Regions from separate parts of the Mus musculus genome. Here regions 2 and 3 are each linked to region 1. A link is a loop called in an ENCODE intact Hi-C map of the cell type or tissue named here. Cell type or tissue: heart. All regions are shown on one strand.

The links. Peaks named below come from ENCODE experiments on the same cell type or tissue, not always from the same donor. Only the 100,000 strongest peaks of a DNase experiment are listed, where the experiment ranks them.
Region 2: a loop joins it to region 1, with 2.9 times the contacts of the local background. A loop is called at or near these places in 10 of 42 quality-filtered maps.
Region 3: it touches region 1 in a loop (2.9-fold over the local background); 10 of 42 quality-filtered maps call a loop at or near these places.

The regions. Positions count from the first base shown.
Region 1 is chr19:25,234,746-25,239,745 of GRCm38, forward strand. It overlaps Kank1 (KN motif and ankyrin repeat domains 1), which reads left to right and starts at 2,230. Exons shown (of 14, transcript NM_181404.6): 1 at 2,230-2,572. In heart, a CTCF peak has its summit at 2,994; DNase peaks (open chromatin) are centred at 1,906, 2,166 and 2,896; H3K4me3 peaks cover 2,572 bases; H3K27ac peaks cover 2,256 bases; H3K27me3 peaks cover 903 bases.
Region 2 is chr19:25,325,011-25,330,010 of GRCm38, forward strand. The region is part of intron 3 of Kank1 (KN motif and ankyrin repeat domains 1); the gene reads left to right. Among named protein-coding and RNA genes, the nearest start is that of Gm52392, 73 kb to the right of the region's middle. In heart, a CTCF peak has its summit at 2,823 (motif pointing right); no DNase peak of the experiment used is centred here.
Region 3 is chr19:25,332,135-25,337,134 of GRCm38, forward strand. The region is part of intron 3 of Kank1 (KN motif and ankyrin repeat domains 1); the gene reads left to right. Among named protein-coding and RNA genes, the nearest start is that of Gm52392, 66 kb to the right of the region's middle. In heart, a CTCF peak has its summit at 2,459 (motif pointing left); no DNase peak of the experiment used is centred here.

The DNA.
Region 1 (5,000 bases):
AGAAAGTAAACAGTTTAGTGGTTGCCAGGAGCTACGGGAGGGGAAGGGAGAGGAGGGGAGGGAAGGGGAGGGGAGGGGAGGGGAGGGGAGGGGAGGCTGCTGATGGCTGTGGGGTTTCTTTGCAGGGTACAATGAGTGGTACTTCTGAATACACTCAAACACCCCCCAACTGTGCACAGTGAGGGTGAGTTAAATGATGTGTCAATTGGCTTTAATGTAAAAGAATGAGTAAATCAAAGATAAAATTTCAAATATAAATCTGAAAATTGAATCTATTTTTCATCCCCGAGACAAGGTCTCACTGTGTAGCATTGAATAATCTGGAGACCAAGCTGGCCTTGAACCCCCAGAGATGCATCTGCCTCTGTATCCCAAGTGCTGCGGCTAAAGACTTGCACTACCACACTGGGCCTGCTGTGTTTTATTGATCACATCGGCCCACTCTTTGAGATCCTATATGTTTAATGCTTGCTGAGTAAATGTAAGGAGGGAGAAATGAAGGGGAAGTCAAGACTTGGAATTCTGGAGGGGTAGGCATTACAAACTATTTTTTTTGCATGTGTATGTATGTATGTTCATGTGTAGGCACACTAGTGTGTGCAGATGAACATATATACTCATGTGAGCATGTAGAAGCCAGAACTTGAAGTCAGATGTCTTCCTGGACGGCTTCCCACCTTATTTACTAAGGCAGCCAGTCTTCCTGAACTTACAGCCCACTGACTGAGCAGTCTAGCTAGCCAGGTGAGGACATTTGAAAAACAGGAATCCCATGGTTCCGATCCTCTCCCTGTAAGCACGTTTCTCAGGAATTATCCTGTATGAGTGGTGTCTCCCACACCATCTACTGAATCCAAGGACCCTCTTAACCCATGTAGAAACTGAGGTTCCCAGGAGGAGACCTTTTGCTCTGTTACCCATTGCCTTTTGCTTGTTCTAACAGTCTGGTCTAGGAGAAGGGGTGCTGTGTGTGTGTGTGTGTGTGTGTGTGTGTGTGTGTGTGTGTGTGTGTGTGTGGTGGAGTGGGCACGAAACAATCGAGACGATCAGAACCTTCAAATCTGTCTTTATGGTTGTTTTAGCAATACCCATTTTTCATATAGCTCAGCCTGGCCTGGAACTTGCTATTTAGCAAAGGATCCTCCTCGCTCCAGATTTTTTCTTCTTCTTCTTCTTCTTCTTCTTCTTCTTCTTCTTCTTCTTCTTCTTCTTCTTCTTCTTCTTCTTCTTCTTCTTCTTCTTCTTCTTCTTCCTCCTCCTCCTCCTCCTCCTCCTCTTCCTCCTCCTCTTCTCCCCACCCCCTTTCTTCTCTTTTTGGTTTTCTGTGTAGCCCTGGCTGTCTGGAACTCACTCTGTAAACCAGGCTGGCCTGGAACTCAGAGATCCGCCTGCCTCTGCCTCTCAAGTGCTGGGACCAAAGGCATGCAGCATCACTGCCCGGCTTCCAGGCTTCTGTTATGTTCCCCAGCAGTTATGTTGTTTTTGATCACTGGACTCTCTGTCTTTGGCCATCTTCTTGAAAGAGGACTTGTGCCTCAGTTCCCAACTCATCTCTTGTGGATCTACTGCCCTTTCTTCTGATGAAGCTTTTAGGGACAAGTGACTTCTTTCTTGTGCTCCACACCCTGTAGCCAGGCCTTGTCAGTTTGGACTCCAGACTCCTCACTCTGCTAGGAGTGCTGGAAGGAATGAATCTAGGTCCCTGCGGCTTGCTAGTTGGCTGGAACTTTCCATCGGCTCCAGAGCGGACTTGAAACCTCGAGTCTCCTACTCCATTCAGGTTCCCAAGCCAACGTCTTAACGGCGCCCGGTAACAGGCGCTATTAGGGTGCTACTCTGCTCCTGGCGCGCCCAGCTCCCAAGGTCGAAAACTTGCTCGCACCGAACCCCCTCCAGGGCGAATGGGAGGGTCGCTCGGGCGGGTAGGAACCAGTGGTGTGGAGGTGCGCCTAGGAGAGTCGCGGCGGCGCGCAGGCGCACTGGGCTCTCCACGGCCGGCTCTCGGGTACAAAGAGCGCGCGGTGCCTTGCGGACTTCTCGGTTAGAGCTGCAGCCGGTTTGTGTCCCTGCACTCGGTGGCTCCCGGCAGCCGCAAGTTACTCTTGCACGGCCACTGCAGGATTCTGCTCCGCGATCTAGTGTAACTGGGGTTTGAGTCTGGCGCTGCCCGAGGCCCCGCCCAGCGCTTCTCGGTCCCTCCCCGCGAGCCGCCCGCCCTGTGCCAGCTCCAGATTCGCGGCGCTGGAGGTGAGTAGTGGCAACGCTGCGCTCCTGTCCCCTGCAGGGACGATCTGGGGCGCCTGAACTCCGACTCTACCCTGAGCCAACAGGGTGCCCAGCCTCACACTCTTGGCGCGTGCTGGAGCGCACGGCGACACTGGCCCTGAGATTGCCCTGGGAAGGTCCGTGGGGTTGCCTTGGCTAGCAGTCGCCTGGGATCACCGCTGGCGCTCGAGGGGGCGGCGCCTCCCGACCTGGAGTGGGGCGCGCTGGTCCTTTGATACTAAGCCGTCCTTTCGGAGCCGGAGTGCAGTGCAGTGCAGTGCAGCGCCCTTTTCCGAGGCGTCCCAGGGTAAGATTGGTGTACCCTCTGGCAGTAGGAAGCGGCGATTAGTGCTCCTTTATCCCGGTCCCGGAGCGGCAGGTGGCCCTAGCTGGTGTTGCAGGGTCTGGGCGTGGGGGAGGGGTGGGTGCGGCCTTTAGGGGCCGCCCTAAGCTCCGGGACCTGCTTGAGTTCCTGAGGACCTGCAGTGTCAGGTCCAGCAGGACGGGTGGCAGCGTCCCGGGGCACACTTGGTCGCGCAGGTACGTGGGAAACCCCGCGCTCGGGAGCCGCGGAGCTGGTGAGTCTCATCCCCCCTCACCAGGTCCCTTTGCAACTTTCAAAGGCAACTTTTCGCGGGCGGTCCGGCCTGAGCTGACTCCGCGCGGCTGACCCGGCGCAGGCCTCGTTGTTCGCGTTGGCAATGTTCTGTGGCGTCCCCCAGCGCTTGTTTTCTGCACTTCTCTCCCGAGGTGCCTCTCCGTTCGTCTAATTAAAGTATGGAATCAGACCGAGAGCCCAAGACTAATCAGGAATGCCAATCCCCCGGATCAGTGACCTTGGTTGTCACCTGGGCTACTTGGGAACCAAAGCCTCCTTGCGTTAATTGCGAGTTTGTTAGAGTTGGCTTTTATGCGGTACTTAGTTATCTTGTTTCTCATTTCGTGCATCGCTCTCCAGTAAGTTGTTGGGCTCTTCAATGTTTAATCTATTTAAGTTTTATTTTAAAAGTTGGATGTAATACACATCAATATACTTTAAAATTCATGAGTCATTGGCTTTTCATATAATAATAAAATTATGCCATCAACAACGCTCCCACCTCTCCACAAAAACCATCTCCGGGACCGAGCGGCTGCTGTTTCTGTCTCTTCCCTCGGGTAAGAGGGATAGATAGATAGTGAGAAGACACGTAATCAACCTTCGGTTGTTTTACAGCTAAATTTTGGGAAAGTGCTGAGCAGGGCGGCTGCGGGAAAGTGTGTCAGTTGATTGGGGAGATTAAAAAGGGTGAGGATGGAGGAGTGTCTGTCTGCCCGTGCAGACATTCACTTAGCTGGGAATTCATTTAGCTTCCACGGGGGCCTTTGGTGATCTTTCTGAGCGAGGGTTGCCTCCTCCACAGGTCGTGCTAGTTGACTGAGTTACTATGGCAAAAGTGAGTTCTGGAGATGGGTGTGGGTTGGGGGTTGGGAGGAGGGGGTGGAATTGGGGGGAGCGACAGGAGACAAGGAAAGACTACAGAAATCAGAGCTTGCAAGTGCACAAAGGAGAGAGATTAAAGGGGGGGGGGAAAGACCCTTCAAGTTTAAAAGCAAGGATTGTTTTTAGTACTGGGGTTCCAACTCAGTCCTGCTAAATAAGTATTTTACCATTGGGCTCCACTCCCAGTGCCTAAAAGTACTTTTTAAAAAAATGTTGGGGAGTGGGGGGGAGGGTATGGGGGGCTTTTGGGATAGCATTGGAAATGTAAATGAGGAAAATACCTAATAAAAATATATATAAAAAAAAAGTCTAAAAAAAAATGTTGCCCAAACTGGCTACAAAGAAACTACAGGCATTGCTACATCAAAAACTAGGTTGATGATCTTATGTGTACTGGAGCTCAGGAGACATCTTTCTTGTTTGTTTGTTTGTTTGTTTGGTTTTGGTTTTTCGAGACAGGGTTTCTCTGTATAGCCCTGGCTGTCCTGGAACTAGGAGACATTTTTTACAAGGGAGGATGGAAGAGGAAGGGTCTAGATGGGGAGAAAGCCAAGGTTTGGGGAGACAATTCCTTTTAACGGCTGTGTAGTATTCCATTGTGAGACTGTACCACACTTAATTCATTTTAGGATGGGACTTTGAGTCCATGTATGTGCATACATGTCTATTGGGAATAGGAGCAAAGTTTAGGAGTTCTGAGCTAGTGTTTAGATTAGATGATACTGTCAAATAGATTTCCAAAGTAGTTTTTTCTTTTCTTCTTCTTCTTCTTCTTCTTCTTCTTCTTCTTCTTCTTCTTCTTCTTCTTCTTCTTTCCTTTTCTTTTCTTTTCTTTTTTTTTTTTTTAAGATTATACTGATATCAGCAGTGTGAATGCGCTTTATACTGGCCTTAAACTACAACAGGAGATTTAACAGTGGTGCCCTCTGCTAATATAAAATCACAATTCTAGTACTTTTATATTGCTTCTTAAACATATTTTAATAGTTTTGAAATATTGTTATTAAAATACCACCAAACCTGTGTGTGTGTGTATATATATATATATATTGATATATTGATATAGGATCTCATGTAGCCCAGGCTAGCCTCAGACTCACTGTCTAGCAGAGGATCGTCTTGAACTTCCAGGTGCTGGGATTGCAGAGCTGTGTCGGTCGCCATGGTTGGTGCAGGTTCTGGGATGATTCTGGGTGTGCCTTCAAGGGACCGTGATCATCCTGTCATTGGGAATGTTTATCCATGCTTTGGC
Region 2 (5,000 bases), 90 kb after region 1:
TATGCAGGCAAAATACTCATACAGATAAAATAATAAAAATTTAAATATCTTTAAAAAAGAAAATGCACATGCGTATCCTACCTTCTGATCTCCCTCTGCAGTAACCCTGCTGAATTTCTTGTTCTCTCTCTCTCTCTCTCTCTCTCTCTCTCTCTCTCTCTCTCTCTCTCAGCTATGCACTTGCAAGGCTTTCTGAACAGCATCAAAAAAATCTACTTTCTTGTACCCATCAATGGGTGGCTTTAATAACACTAGCTGCCTTTGTTTCTTGGCTGGCAGCCTTCTAGAGAAGTCACCAGCGGATGCTTTCCCAGGCTTTGAAACACCAGACCCCACTTAGTCTCTGCGACCCACTGGAAGCAGCCCTCAGAGGCCAGACGTGCTGGCACATTCCAGGATGTGGCATAATCTGATAATGATTTCTGTCTCACTACAGAGGAAGAAATGGAGATTGGGGCATTGAATGAACAGGAGAGACGTGGGTTCTTCTGAATTCACGAGGCTGAAAATTTAGCCACAGTTTTCATTGGATTATGACAGAATAGTTCAACTCCCTTAGAAACAGCATGGCAGATGGGGTATAGTCCTGATGCACAGTTTTTCCATGGCTGTGCTTCTTACAGATCCTCCATTTGGTACTGGGAGGCGGAACCTAGTGTCTTCCATATGCTACATCACCCCCCTGCACTGACTTATCCCACCTGTTTCTTCTGCTTTTCTCACCCCATGAGAACAGAAGAGAAATTTGGGGTGGGCAAGGGTGGTGGACAAAGCTGACTCCTGGCTATGCCCTTCACACTGGCTCTAGAGAGCATGCAGGCGACTAGCCTGGCTCTGATGGATGGCCCTCAGCCCTGAGAACTGTAGGGCTGGCTGTAAGTGATGGGGGCTCTGGGCTTAGGCAGAATTGCACATGTAGGGCTTTTCCACAGAGCCTACCACATCACACTGGAGAAGTACGTTTCATTGCTTAAGGGGACAATTTACGGCCAGAGCCTCATCTCCATGTTTTGGCTCTTTACGTTTTTTCTGCCTCTTAATAAAATGGGAAGTCGCCAAGCAATTAAATAGTAATGTGGTTTTCAGGCAGGAAGTGGGAAAGGGCTAACTAGGGGGACAGGGCTAACATGATTGACAGAGGCTGGTAGGAGATTTACTTTGAGAATAACTCGTTCCTCAAAACTTTCTTCATTTTATTTTCTGGTGAGGATTGTGGGGTAAATCATGGGCTGGGAGGATGGACGATTAAAAATGCAGGAGTTATGATTCCTTTTTGACTCTGTAAGTCTCTAAATCCTCTTCCATAACATGGAATTTTCATTTCAAAGCTTGAGGCAGTGTGCCCGGGATTAAAAGTGAATGTGAGGCACGATTAAATTGTTAATTAGCTGAGCTGGTTTGTATTTTGTGGGGTGTTTTAAGAAAAGATGAAGTGAGGGAGAGAACAGAGGTTAGATCCATAACTGTAGACCTCCTAAAATATTCAACAACATTGGGTGGGGTTTCTGTAGTTTCTAGAATGTTTAAAAATTAGTAATTTTCCATGCTGTTAATGTATCTATAGCTATATCTAATATAATAACTCAAGAGCTTGGTTCATTTCTCAGAGATCCCCCCCCCCTCTCATTTTCGTATCTGATAAAGCAATGACTTACAACATCCTTCTTTGGCGCCTTACTATAAAGATGCAGAAAGTCAGATCCAAGGTTTGCGGTGATCATAGCAGTAACTGCTGCTTGTTTTTCACAGAACTAGAGGAAATTCTCCCTAGACCCCTACTTGATGGTGGCTGCCAGGGACCAGGGACACGGTGAACCCCGGATCCAACATGGCACTGATGGAAACCGGGAGGGGTGTGGAGACTGGAAGCAGAAGTGTCTGCACCTCTTATTTCCTTCCCTGCATAACCTGCAGCATTAGGAATTTTTAATGACGCAGGCTTTGTTTTGGTTTTTTTTTAAGATTTACTTGTTTATTTTATGTATATGAGTACACAGTAGCTGTCTTCAGACATATCAGAAGAGGGCATCGGATCCCATTACAGGCGGTTGTGAGCCACCATGCAGTTGCTGGAAATTGAACTCAGGACTTCTAGAAGAGCAGTCAGTGCTCTTAACCACTGAGCCATCTTTCCAGCCCGAGACAAAGTTTTTAACAAACAAGTGAACATAAAATCTCAACAGTCCAAATCCCATCCCATCACCCTTCCACATCATAAAAAGCTATTCAATTGAACCTCTCTCATTGATGCGAACCATGTTCCTCTAAGCAGTCGAGAGACTTTAAGGACCATGTCCATTGAAGGAGTTAAAAGATTTTTTTAAACGGTTTATTTACTTAATTTATATGAGTACACTGTAGCTCTCGTCAGACACAACCAGAAGAGGGCATCAGATCCCATACAGATGGTTGTGAGCCACCATGTGGTTGCTGGGAATTGAACTCAAGACCTAGAAGAGCAGCCAGTGCCCTTAACCACTGAGCCATCTCTCCAGCCCAAGGTAAGATATTTTAAGATGCTTTTAAAACGAGGGCTCTTAATCGAAGTTTCCTCCTCCCCCCACCCCCCATCTTCCCATCCTGAATTTTAATAATCACATTGAAATGACCCCAAGAAATGTGTCTTAGGTTTTAATAGTTGGTACCTGTTGGCAAAGGATTAACTAGGAATTACTTTGCCTGACCTGTCAGAAAAATAAGTGTTTTGGTGTGCATCTCTCCCGGGGAGACTGGAGCGCTGAGATCCAAACTCAATCAGCAGGGCAAGAGCCCCAGGAATACAGTGTCCTTCTCCTCCTGCATTTCCTGGTGTGCTCCTGGAGAGGGCGCTCATGAGTTAACCCAGAGGCCAGGGAACTGTTTACTTACAGAACCTGATGAAGGGGGACCCGACAGCTTTTCTAGCAAATCTCTAGATCTGATCTCCTAACCAAGGTCCTTGCATGGACTTTGGAAGCAGCAGTTTCCGTTCAGTTTTTTACCAGGAAGGAGGAAGGACACGGAGCATACTTGATAGCTCATATGTAGATCATGTTTGGAAAGACATGAACAACCAGAACATGGCCTCTCAGCCCCGACTGAGCAAACTCACTTATTTCCCAGGCACGTGTCCCCGCTGTATGGGATCCGGGATTATGTAAGACCCGGGATTTGGAGCGCGTTTCTTCCCCTCCTCACCATGGCCCTTCATGCGGGGGATATTGCTCAGAGTGGCAGCTAGGTGAAGAGGATCCTCATATATGCTGGTCCCACTGTCCTAAAGTTAGCTTCTCCACGCTAAAGCATCAACAGAGAATTGGTGATTTAGTCTCTTTTTGTAAAGTGACTTTTAATTCATGTGTATTTATTTTAATTTCTCTGTGTGTCTGACGTGTGTGCAGGTGCCTGTGGAGGCCATAAAGAGGGCGTTAAATCCCTTGAATGCATTGGTGATTCATGGTAGTCTTGACGTCTTTTTTTTTTTAATAAGATTTATTTATTTTATATATATGAGTACACTGTTACTGTCATCAGACACAGAACAGAGCATCGGATCCCATTACAGATGGTTGTGAGCCACCATGTGGTTGCTGGGAATTGAACTCAGGACCTCTCAAAGAGCAGTCAGTGCCTTTAACTGCTGAGCCATCTCTCCAACCCTAGTATTGACATCTTAAAATATTAATATTTGTATTCTGTAAATGTGGGTGTTGTTTTTCTTTTTTTTCTCAGACAGGGTCTTCCATAAGATTTGTATTCTGTGAATGTGGGTGGTTTTGTGTGTGTGTGTGTCAGACAGGGTCTTCTGTGTAGCCCAGACAAGTTCTGAATTTGTGATCTTCTTGCCTGAGCCTACCAAGTACTGGGAAATCAGGCCTGTTCCACCATTCCTAGGTACTTAGAGTCTCTTCCTGTTTGAGTTTTCTTTAATTTATAGCACAGTTTTATATAGTCTTTAGTTTACAGATCTGCTTCAAGCCAATTACCTTTAACAGGTATTTTACCCTTGTAAAAAGAACTAGCTCTCTTCTCTTCTCCCTTCCTTTCCCTTTTGTTTCTTCTCCAGACAGAGGGTCTCATGAGCTCACTCAGGGTGGCTTTAAATTTGTCATATATAGTTGAGGATGACCTTGAACTAACTCCTGATCCTCCTGCCTTCTCCACCTCCCAGGTACTATGCTTGCAGGTATCAGTTACCACCACAGCCAACAGAATCATTTGCTTTACTGTATTTGTGTGTGTGTGAGTGTGAGTGTGTGAGTGTGTGTGTGTGTGTGTGTGTGTGTGTGTGTGTGTGTGTGTGTGTGTGTGTGATCCCCTAGAGCTGGGCTTACAGGTGGTTTTGAGTCACTCATGATGGATGCTGGAAAACAAACTCAGACCTTAACCTGTGAGCCATCTCTTCGGATCCTGGAATTATTTTCTTGGTTTCCTTTCGGACTGTTCACTCCCATGAGGAGAAGCAGAACAGCCTTTAACCTTTAATTTTTAAGAAACTAAGTGCTGGGACTGGAGGTGTGACTCCATATGTGCCTAACCTGTGTGTAAGGCCTTGGGTTCGAGTGTAAGCACCACACCGAATAATAAAGATGTGATAATAACTTCTATGGGTTACTTTAAAGATTGAGTAGAAACATCACTGTCCATTGGAGTTGTTTTAGAGCCACCCCTGGGATGCATCTGTTGTGTGTTCTGCTACAAATTTTCTGCATACTTACATGCCATTGCAGTTCCTCCTAAGGGTCTGCTCAGAATGTCGTCTGCCTGTTTGATCTTAGGTCTGCCTACAGATTTTACCCAAAATCTGTATTTCTTCCTCTGTATGTCTAGGCTTACTCTCCTTCAATGGGGAGAGCAGTCCATTGTACAGAGATACCTCCTATAGGAGTTGTGTTTTAATGAGCACTTACTTGTTTTTCAAGTCTTTTCCATTGCGAAAAATGCAACAGTTAGCAACCGTGTTCTCAATGCAGCAGTTAGCAACTATGTGCTCTGTCAGTTTGTAACTCCTTGGCTGTCTC
Region 3 (5,000 bases), 97 kb after region 1:
TATAGAATATAAGACTGAACACTTGAAGCTAAATGCCAGGTTATTTTTGTCGGCTGATGCACCTCTGAGCAAACCCGTCTATAGAATGACCATGTACAGATTACTCATCTCAGCAATTTCTTGTTGTTGAATAAACAAACTTGGAGAAATGGCCAGTTTAGTAAGGAATGGGTAGTCCTTGTTGGGTGATTTTGTTTGTATTGGTTTTGTTTGGGTGGTGTTGAGAACACTTGCTATCCTAACACACAACATAAGGTGACTAGGAAATGAACTACAAAGGAAAAGCTTGCTGTAGCGGAGCCAAGGCCTCTTCTGCTCTTGGGGAATTAGCCGAGGTAGAACACACTGGAGACAGCCTCACTGGGGTAGGTAGAGTGCGTCCTTAGAAAGGATTTCTCTGGTCATAAGAAGTCCCTTGCTTTCGAATGCTTTAGTTTAGTGAGGAATGCAGGAATATGGAGAGAGTGAAAATTCTGCTTCTCTGAAGATACTGCCGGAGAGGACCCCCGGTAATCAATGGGCAGGGAGAAAATGGGAGGAGCCCTTCTCCTATGCCCCTCTTCCCTTTCATATCCTTTCTTGTCAGTGTATTTGGTGCCCCAAGGCTTGGCCTAATATTCTTCTCACTGGATCCTTTGGCCCAAACACTGGGAAGCTCAGAGCTCAGAGTTGATACAGCTTTTTATATGACTTGTTTCCGGTTTTAGGCCAGGGATGGGGTAGTGAACAATGTTTCCCTGAGTCTGGGGTTGTTTGTTTGTTTGTTTGTTTTGTTTTGCTTTTGTCTTTTTGTTTTTTTGAGAATTGGGATAGAAGACAGCAGGCAGCAGGCAGTACTACTTTAAAGTGAGTTGGATGGCCATTAGTGTGCCATGCCCATCTCTGAGATAGTGGAATGACCCTGACTCTGGTAAATGTCAGAACTTCAGATGTATGCTATGTGATGCTGTGAACTCAGAATCATTCATGGTGATCAACACCAAGTTCACTTAACACAGAATTGGGGTGTAAATGTGCATCAGGGAATTTAAAAAAACAACCAAGTCCATTGTTCACTGTGTGTGTGTGTGTGTGTGGTGTGTGTTTTCTTTAACCCAGCCATGTCTTGTCTTGGTGCCTCTGAAAGGGAACAGAAGTCACGTTGAGGTCATTCATTCATCAGCAATGGAAGGTTCTGTTGCGTTGCTGTGCTCGGCTATGTGCTGGTGTTGGATCCTCTATCTGCTCCTAGGTTATCCCCATCATAGTACTTAGCAGATCCCAGGTTATCCCCATCATAGATACTTAGCAGATCCTAGGTTATCCCCATCATAGTACTTAGCAGATCCTAGGTTATCCCCATCATAGTACTTAGCAGATCCTAGGTTATCCCTATCATAGTACTTAGCAGATCCTAGGTTATCCCCATCATAGTACTTAGCAGATCCCAGGTTATCCCCATCATAGTACTTAGCAGATCCTAGATTATCCCCATCATAGTACTTAGCAGATCCTAGGTTATCCCCATCATAGATACTTAGTATCTGGTTGAGAGAATCATCCTTCCATGCCAGTCTGTGAGCATGCGCCATGTGTGAGCCATGCATGACATCTGTGCGGTGGGGTGACACAAAGAAGAAATACAGCAGGTGATGGGAGGAACAAGAAAACCGCTGTCACAGAAGGCTTTGGGGCCAGTAGCTTTGTTCCCTCTGAACAAGTAGCCGGAAGGAGGGCAAATGTGGGAAGACTGTACTTCCCACCCCAAGAAGGAAGTGATCCCAAGGTCTGTGCTTGGCGTATGCAAGGTCTGGCTGCTGAAAAGTCTAACAGATTTCATCAAGAAATATCCTGCTATGTAAAATAGTGTTCTATATCCTGGGGAGCATATGTACTCCATATGTGTAATAAAATGACGTGAGGAGAAAGATTTCAGAGACCAGAGAGATGGCACAGTACTTAAGAGCCCTTGTGCTCCTGCAGAGGATCCACATTCAGTCCCAGCACATACATTGTAGCTTACAACTCTCTCAGTTCTGGGGATCCAACACCCTCTTCTGGCCTCCTTCAGCCCCAGGCACATAGTCATGCAGGCAAATCCATACATATACACTGAAAATCAATCAATCGATAAAATAAAGCCCTTCAATGGAGGCTTCTCTTGCTTGCTGAGCGCTTGATTTTTCTCCTGACTCTGTTTCTATGAAGGATGCTTAATTAAATTCTGAGTGAGGGGAGGAAGAGAACCTTCAATGTACGTATGGATCCCACAAGCCTTTCTCCTCAACCCTTCAGCTGACGGGAGCCAACATGATCCACACCATGGTAGAATCGTGGGTCTAAAAGCAGCAGCATAAGGGCTGGAGAGATGGCTAAGCTGTTAGGAATACCTCTTTTGGGGGAGTCCCAAGCACTTACCACAGCTCATGAGTAACTGCCTATAAAGCCAGTTCCAGGGGGATAGATGCCCTCTTGTGGCCCCTGTGGATACTGCACCCATATGTACAAACCCACATAGATAAAACTTAAAAACTTAAATTTTTCTCTTTTGAAAAGTATCCTACTCAGAAGGTTTTTGTTTTTAAAGCAGTATATACTAGTGGTACTGGAGGAAGAGGGGATCAGGAGAAAAATGAGGTAGGGAAGAGTTCCTCTCCTCTTTCCTATGGACAAGCAGCTTAGTCCAGAAAGCCACTGTGTCTAGAATGGCATGAAAATGTCTAAGAAGGCAGTTGTCTGGAGAGAACTATTCTCTTTGGATGAGCAATGACAAGCACGGGCAGGAGAGTGACTTGGGGGAGCTACATACACCATGGCGAAGGGGAACTCTGGGCTCATGCTGACACATGGTCCTGTGTTCTGAGTCCCTTAAAAGATGTGATTTTTTTTTTAAGGTAGAAGCCAGTGCTCTTATACATCAACTGCAGCTAATGAGAGTCAAGTTAGCAAGCGCCTTAATGCTTGTTCGTGTACTCATCAGAACTGTATGAAGGACCTACTGGGTGCCTGATGCTGTTTTTCTGTGGAGATAGCAGACAGAGAGGGAAGGGAAAAGAAATTAAGAGGAAGAGGGAGTGTTTGGGAAAATAGCAACATTCATCTTGTTCGCAGGGAGACTGTGTTTGGTAAGGTTTGGATGAGATGATGCTGGCTATAAAGTTAGTGTAAAAGCTAGGAGGGGCTGAGTAAGTTAGCTCACTCGGATCTTTAAGTGTTTTATATTCGGGGGGATGGCTGGCACTCAACTTTGTATTTTATTAGTTTTTGGGGGCCATCCTTTAATATACAGGCTCAGTATAGTGAGTGCGCACACGCGCATACACACCACACACACCCCCGTTTCTTTGCACGCTGTTGGGTAGTTTAGGACAGCCTTGAGATTACCTTTGTCTGTCCTCAGCCCCTCCTGAATGGGTGACTGTGCTTGCGCAGTGCAGACCCTGCTGGCGCTCTCCTGTCCTGGGCTTGCTGACTCTTGTGCAGAGTCCTGCTTTCCATACTGACCCCACACCAGCTGCATGTATATGTCGTGTGCTTTGCCCCAAGCTAGGAGAGCCGGACTGTCAGCTCGCCCAGCCCAGAGGTGGAGTTCCAGAAAGATTTTTCTCTCAGATCTGGGAGGCCTGAAGATACTGTGGTGGAGGAGAGGTTACAGAGCAACTCGGCAAAGGTGCCTAGGAGAGAGCCAGGAGGATGTGTGGAGTTCAGTTGATCCAAAGAGTGGTTCTCAGCCTTCCTAATGCTGTGAGCCTTTACTACAGTTCTTTTGTGGTGACCTCCAGCCATAAAATTACCCTTGTTGTACTTCATAGCTGTAATTTTACTAATGTTATGAATTGTAAATATTTACTATACAGGATATCTAATATGCCACACCTATGAAAGGGTCATGCGATCTCCAAAGGGGTCACAACCCACAGGTAGAGAACTGCGGATCTAGAAGCACCCTAAAAAACAAACGAAACGAAACAAAACAATAAAACCTTCCTCCTCCTGTGCTTGTTGGAAATTTCTCTGTGTGATTATCCAGTACTGTGAACTCTTAGAAGGATGGGGTAAAACTTTCAAAATTATAACAAGTATGACGTTATGTGGAGCTGGGGAGTTGGTAGAGTGCCTGCTGTATAGTCATGAAGACTTGAGTTCCAATCTATAGCACCATGTTTTTAAAAAGAAAAAGCACCAGTCATGGTTGGGCATATTTGGCCAGGGTAGTATTGCAGATAATCAAAGCATACACACACACACACACACACACACACACACACACACACACACACACACTACTGTATGCACTCGTGCACACACAAAGAAACTTTATGTGATGTTTTTAATGACAGACCAATTCTTTTTAAGATTATTGATTTTATTTTATGTGTTTGAGTCTTTTGCCTGCATGCATATTTATGTGCACCACGTGTGAGCCTGCTGGAATGGAGCCCCTGGAACTGACATTACAGCCAGTTGTGAGCTGCCATGCAGGTGCTGGGAACTGAATCCAGACCATCTAGAGGAGCAACCAGTGCTCCTAACCACTGAGCCATTTCTCCAGCCCAACCGGTGTTTGTATATACTCTTAAGGACCTAAAAGACCTTTTAAAACATTCAGTTGGAGTTGGGTGTGGCGCCTCGTAGCTGTTATTCCAGCACTTGAGATGAAGAAGGAGAAGAATTATGAATTAGAGGCCAGCCCACGCTAGCCAGTGAGTCCAAGACCAGCCTGGGATACAAAGGAAGAACACGTGTCAGAGCAGAGCAACAAACCCCCTTTTATCTCTCTTGGCCAGTGTTATCTATGGAACAATGCAGTTGTTTCAGACCATGTAAGAGGAAGAGTGTACCAGAAAGCATTTTGATGGAGACCTTTCAAGTGGTTGAGGTTTAGCGGGGTGAACTGGCTCTACAGAGATATACAGCCTCTTACACGGGCGGAGTGCAGCCATCAGTCAGGCCATGAAGCCAACGGAATAAGCAGAACCCAAAACTTGCTCTTGAAGGGAACAAGTTGTCAGTTATTAGGG